Regions from separate parts of the Homo sapiens genome. Here region 1 is linked to region 2. Evidence: read pairs that join two places in POLR2A ChIA-PET (ENCODE). Cell type or tissue: CD4-positive, alpha-beta T cell. All regions are shown on one strand. Each heading gives the region's core, and the rest is flanking DNA. Links, peaks and the distances in the headings are about the cores only.

Evidence for each region. ChIA-PET counts read pairs that join two places held together with the same protein. Peaks named below come from ENCODE experiments on the same cell type or tissue, not always from the same donor. Only the 100,000 strongest peaks of a DNase experiment are listed, where the experiment ranks them.
Region 1: POLR2A ChIA-PET joins it to region 2 with 6 read pairs; 6 of 35 experiments call an interaction of 5 or more read pairs at or near these places.

Annotation. Positions count from the first base shown.
Region 1 is chr20:49,151,551-49,154,356 of GRCh38, forward strand. STAU1 (staufen double-stranded RNA binding protein 1) reads right to left here. Exons shown (of 14, transcript NM_017453.4): 4 at 2,383-2,521; 5 at 32-197. Among named protein-coding and RNA genes, the nearest start is that of STAU1, 35 kb to the right of the region's middle. In CD4-positive, alpha-beta T cell, for the core only: no CTCF peak of the experiment used is centred there; no DNase peak of the experiment used is centred there.
Region 2 is chr20:49,279,870-49,282,675 of GRCh38, forward strand. ZFAS1 (ZNFX1 antisense RNA 1) reads left to right here. Exons shown (of 4, transcript NR_036658.2): 3 at 616-701. It overlaps SNORD12B (small nucleolar RNA, C/D box 12B), which reads left to right and starts at 444; the gene lies at 444-546. SNORD12 (small nucleolar RNA, C/D box 12) reads left to right here and starts at 814; the gene lies at 814-903. In CD4-positive, alpha-beta T cell, for the core only: no CTCF peak of the experiment used is centred there; a DNase peak (open chromatin) is centred at 1,552; H3K4me3 peaks cover 439 bases; H3K27ac peaks cover 554 bases.

The DNA.
Region 1 (2,806 bases), core at 233-2,732, 130 kb before region 2:
AGCGTCAGGGAGCCTGGGCTCAACTCCTCACCTCCAGCCTCTCTGGCAGGGGCTCATTCTGCAGGATCCTCAACGCTTTGGCAGCAGCATCGTGTTTCGCAGCCTGTCTTGTCTTTCCTTTGCCATTAAATTGCTGTCCTCCCACAGAAAGTTCCACTTGATAAAGTAAAGGTGGAACTGGAAATGGGTAAAAGTACCTAGAAATAAAAGGAGGTTAGGCAAATTACAGTCTCAAGTTGATAAGTCACCTATACACTCTCTGGCAAATGCAAGTATTTCCTTCATCACGATCCTACTCACATTAGTGTTTGATGCTAATCACTCTTCATCAATATATCCAGAGATTTCATAAAAGCTTAAACTGGATTAGAATTGCTACACAGTATAAGCAAAGAGTGTTTAGCAATCCAAACTTACATCTCACAAAATACAATGGCTTATAAATTATGAGTTTATCACACTAACCTGCACTGACAAAATCTAAAATGAATTAGGCTTTGGCTGAGACAAAAACTTGGCTTGCTCTGCCTTCTCAAACCTTAGCTTTAAATTTGCATGTCTCCAATAGGAGGCTGGGAATTTTAATGCACAAGTCTTTCAAAAGGACCCTCATTTCAAGAAATCCCAATAAGCTGTAGCCTACCTAGCAGAACCCAGTTTCTTATCCATTTCCCTAGCAGAACCCAGTTTCTTATCCATTTCATAGCTTATATTTTTAAAATGACTATCCCCCAACAGAGAGCAGGGAAATGAAGAATTCCATTTTGCTCATCATCTATCCACTAATGTCTTTTTTTTTTTTTTTTTTTTGTGAGATGGAGTTTCTCTTGTTGCCCAGGCTGGAGTGCAGTGGTGCGATCTCGGCTCACTGCAACCTCCGCTTCCTGGGTTCAAGCGATTCTCCTGCCTCAGCCTCCCGAGTAGCTGGGATTACAGGCACCTGCCACCATGCCTGTATTTTTAGTATTTTTAGTAGAGACAGGGTTTCACCATGTTGGCCAGGCTGGTCTCAAACTCCTGACCTCATGATCCGCCTGCCTTGGCCTCCCAAAGAGCTGGGATTACAGGCGTGAGCCACCACACCTGGCCTCCACTAATGTCTTATTACTGCCAGCAGAAGATTTTTAATCCATGGCATTTTCAGGTTTCAATTAATATTTTATTGCACCAAAGCTATTTACAAAACGCACAAGTTCAAAAGTCAAAAAGTACCCAATAATCAGGTAATCTACAAATGCTGGGAATCATTGTCTTGCAGGAATCATGATGCTATGGGAATCATGTTTAAATATGATTCAGTTACACAAAGCAGTTACAAGGGTTATCTTTAGCCAGGCTGCTTGAGGGCACAAGCCACACTGCCAGCAAGAAATATGCTCAGGCCCTACCCAAGAGCAGTAGTTAAAGAAGCACAAAGGAGCCGGGCGTGGTGGCTCATGCCTGTAATCCCAGCACTTTGGGAGGCCGAGGTGGGCGGATCATGAGGTCAGGAGATTGAGACTATCCTGGCTAACAAGGTGAAACCCCGTCTCTACTAAAAATACAAAAAATTAGCCGGGTGTGGTGGCAGGCGCCTGTAGTCCCAGCTACTTGGGAGGCTGAGGCAGGAGAATAGCATGAACCCGGGAGGCAGAGCTTGCAGTGAGCCGAGATCATGCCACTGCACTCCAGCCTGGGCAACAGAGCGAGACTCCGTCTCAGAAAAAAAAAAAAAAAAAGAAGCACAAAGGGCCGGGTGTGGTGGCTCACACTTTAATCCTAGCACTGCGGGAGGCCAAGACAGGAGGACTCCTTGAGCCCAGAAGTTCAAGACCAGTCTGGGCAACATACGGAGACCCTGTCTCAATGAATTAAAAAAAAAAAAAAGAGGCGCAGCCAGGTGTGGTGGCTCACGCCTGTAATCCCAGCACTTTGGGAGGCCAAGGTGGGCAGATCATCTGAGGTCCGGAGTTCAAGACCACCCCAGCCAACATGGCAAAACCCCGTCTCTACTAAAAAATACAAAAAAAAATCAGCCAGGCGTGGTGGCAGGTGCCTGTAATCCCAGCTATTCGGGAGGCTGAGACAGCCTCCTCACTTGAACCCAGGAGGCAGAGGATACAGTGAGCCGAGACTGCACCACTGCACTCCAGCCTGGGTGACAGAGCAAGACTCTGTCTCAAAAAAAAAAAAAAAAAAAAAAAAAAAAAAAAGAAAGAAAGAAAAAAAAGAAAAGGCGGGGGAGGGGCACAAAGGCACAAGAGTAATTAAGACCAACTTCAACACTTGGCAGGCCCAAACCAAATCATTACTCCCTCCACAATCTAGAGGTACTGGTTTATGTAAAAGATCAGACACGTTTTCTCCTGTATTTTACAAAAAAAAAAAAAAAAAAACACATACCTCGGGGGATAAGCACCTCCTCTCATGTTGTAGTTATAGGTGGACTGCATCCGAGAGTAAGGGTCAACAGGCTTATACATTGGTTTTTTTCCAAGTTTCATGCACAGTGCATTTAGTTCTACAGTAGGGGTTATGCTTTCTGCAAGAAAGAATCGACAAAGAACTGTTTTTTTCTGGTATGAGAATGATACTCACTAAAATAAAATGTAATAGCATGCTTTCTGCTAATTGGATTCATGATACTTTACATAAAAGGACCTGGGTGGCTCACTGCTAGGCATCAGACAAGGAAATCCAAGAATATGCTGTGATTTCTAGATATTTATACACAGTCGACAGCACAAAATCTACTCTGAGGGTTACCAGAGGAGCCACAATTTAACCCAAGACATTATCAGTGAAAGCTATATGGTACAGCTGTCAG
Region 2 (2,806 bases), core at 189-2,688:
AAATGTGTTTTTCTGTTGAACTAGCCACTCAAACCAGTGCCCGACTACATAACTAATATTTTTGCTAGAGTCCAGGAGTGAGGCGTTTACAAAGTCTGGGCTTCATGGGAACACATGTGAAGCTTATTGTTCCAGATTGTTCTTTTGTCAGGTAACTTGTGGTAACTTGTGTTAAAATGCAATCTCTTGGTACTTGTTCACTTCCCAACTCAGTAAATGCCAACTACTTCCTCAACTCTTCCAGCCACACTGGCTTCTATCATGGGCCTGTACTCAGAGTGTAAGCACTGAAGACAGGGGTGTTTGGTTTGGCTACCAAGTTATTGCCAGCTACAGGATACAACACAGAAGTGCTCAAACACCGAATGCAAATTTGCAAATATGAAGCATACCAACCAAATCTTACTCCTCATGGCTTTCAAATCTTACTCCTCACTCAAGAACTTCCTGCTGGCATATATGATGACTTAGCTTTTTTCCCCGACAGATCGACTATGTTGATCTAACTTTTCTAAGCCAGTTTCTGTCTGATATGCCAGCTTGAGCAGCTCCTTTGTCCCAGCTCCCCTGGGCATCTAGCTGATGGGAGCTCATTTTTCTGTTTTTTCATTTCAGGTTTATTGTTGGCCAAAACCAGGCTTTGATTGAACCAGGATGAATGCGGGTGTTGGAAGTAGAATATATATATACATATAAAATTGGTAAGTGGTGCCAACACGTCTTCCCTGGCTGAGTAGACACAGGCTCTGGAGGGGGTAGTAGCTGCTTTTCAGTGTGGGTTTGTCACCCTACTTCTTGTACGACTCAAATGTGGCCTTTGCAGCTGATGATACAGCTTCTTTCCCCATCAGATCGACCCTGTTGATCTCTACACTATTGGCCAGTTTTGTCTGATGCATTGGCCCCAGTAATAACTCCTATCTTTGTTTTCTGCTTATCTTTATCAGAGACTATTGCTTGTTCATGGGAACTGGGCTTTCTCTATTTTTTCCAGCATTCAGATGGCTTCTTTTGACCTGTTAACTTTCTATAGGTTGGGAGCCACGTGTACCAGTGTGTGTTGATCTTGGCTTGATTCAGTCTGCCTTGTAACAGGTGAGGTTTCTGCTTTCTATCTGCCAAACCCCACCGCAAAATTTGTCCAACTGGGCCTAACCTCAGGACCCATTTCCAAGTTGGGTATAAAACTGGGAGAATAAGTCATTAGGACTGACATTGGCCTGTTGGTATTACTAGGTCTTTGTTGGAAATAAGAGCTTGGAGTTCCAAAGAAAACGAGCACTTGAACAAAAGATTTCTCAGCAAGGCAAATTTACTTCTGCCGTAGGGTGCTGCTGCTGGCATTCCTGGCAAGAGCACACCTAACAAAAGAGAGAAAGGGTTTTTATTCCTAACAAGTAGTCCCTGCTTCTGTGTCCTATCCCCATTGGCTGGAGTCGACAGCGCAATCTAAACTAGTCCTGATTGGCTATTTTAAACAGGAGGCATGTGGGTTACAGCTGTGGGAAGGGCAGGAAACTTGTTTACAGAGCTGGTTGCTAGGAGTGAGGGGGACTTTTCCAAATAGGGAACAGGTTACAGGTTGAGATTGGCCGGAGAAGTTGTTTATAGAACGGGTAACTCGGAGCAGGAAGGTATGAGGAAGTTGACCTTAAGAACAAAGAACAAGGAAGTTAAAACTTTGAAGAGAAATCCATTGTATCTAACGATTTCCCCCTTTTGATTTTTATAATTATTTCTCTTCAGACTTGTTTTAGCGTGTCTTGATTTTGTTCCTCTTGGTCCTCTGAAATTAGAAGCTTAACTGAATGATGCGAGGGAGGATTGAGGAAGATTTTGGTGGGTGAGAGCTGTTAAAATAAGCTTTTGTATTAATCCTCAGATACAGGGTATGATACAGCATCCTACAAGAATGAGCAAACCTATTCTGATGGCAGGAGATTGAGGACGTAAGTCCTTTCCATTTGCGGAACTATTTTTCCATTAAAATCGTGAAGGGGTCATTTATTCCAGAATTTCTAGCTAGCTCATTGGATAAAGCAGTAAGTCCTTGGGCCTTTGTTATGGTTCCATCGGGAGCAGTATTATTAGGGATGAAAGTACAACACTGGGTTCCAATCATGACACAAACTACACCTTTCTCCGCTAGTATCATGTCTAATGCTATTGTATTTTCTCAGGCCGTTTGACTGGTGGGCCCTAATTGTTAAACTGTTCCCTTAATAGCATCCCTAGTATAATTAATGAATCGTTGCTGGGTTACATTTTTTGTGTTTTTTTTGAGATGGAGTCTCACTCTGTCGCCCAGGCTGGAGTGCAATGGTGCAATGGTTCACTGCAACTTCCACCTCCTGGGTTCAACCTACTCTCCTTCAGCCTCCTGAGTAGCTGGGGGCTGTCACCATGTTGGTCAGGCTGGTCTCAAACTCCTGATCTTGTGATCCACCCGCCTCAGCCTCCTAACATGCTGGGATTACAGGCGTGTGCCACCACTCCCGGCCCAATCTACATTTTTATTTAGAGTTGACCACCAGAACAACATGGATTCAAACTTGCAGCTATTTGATTTTGGGCCTTAAATCTATCTGGCACTCCTCGTGGGATTCCAATGGCATCTATATAAACATGAGAGTCACGAGGGACATCCATTGTTTTATGATGTTCTGTTTTTATGTATGTTTTCTGGATGAAATACCAGGGTGAAAGGGAGATAGCCAATTGGATTAGAGCTCAAGTGCCACGCCAAGTAACTTGGCAGAGTATTCAGTAATGGTCCACCACAACACCACCATACGTTTGCTTGGGG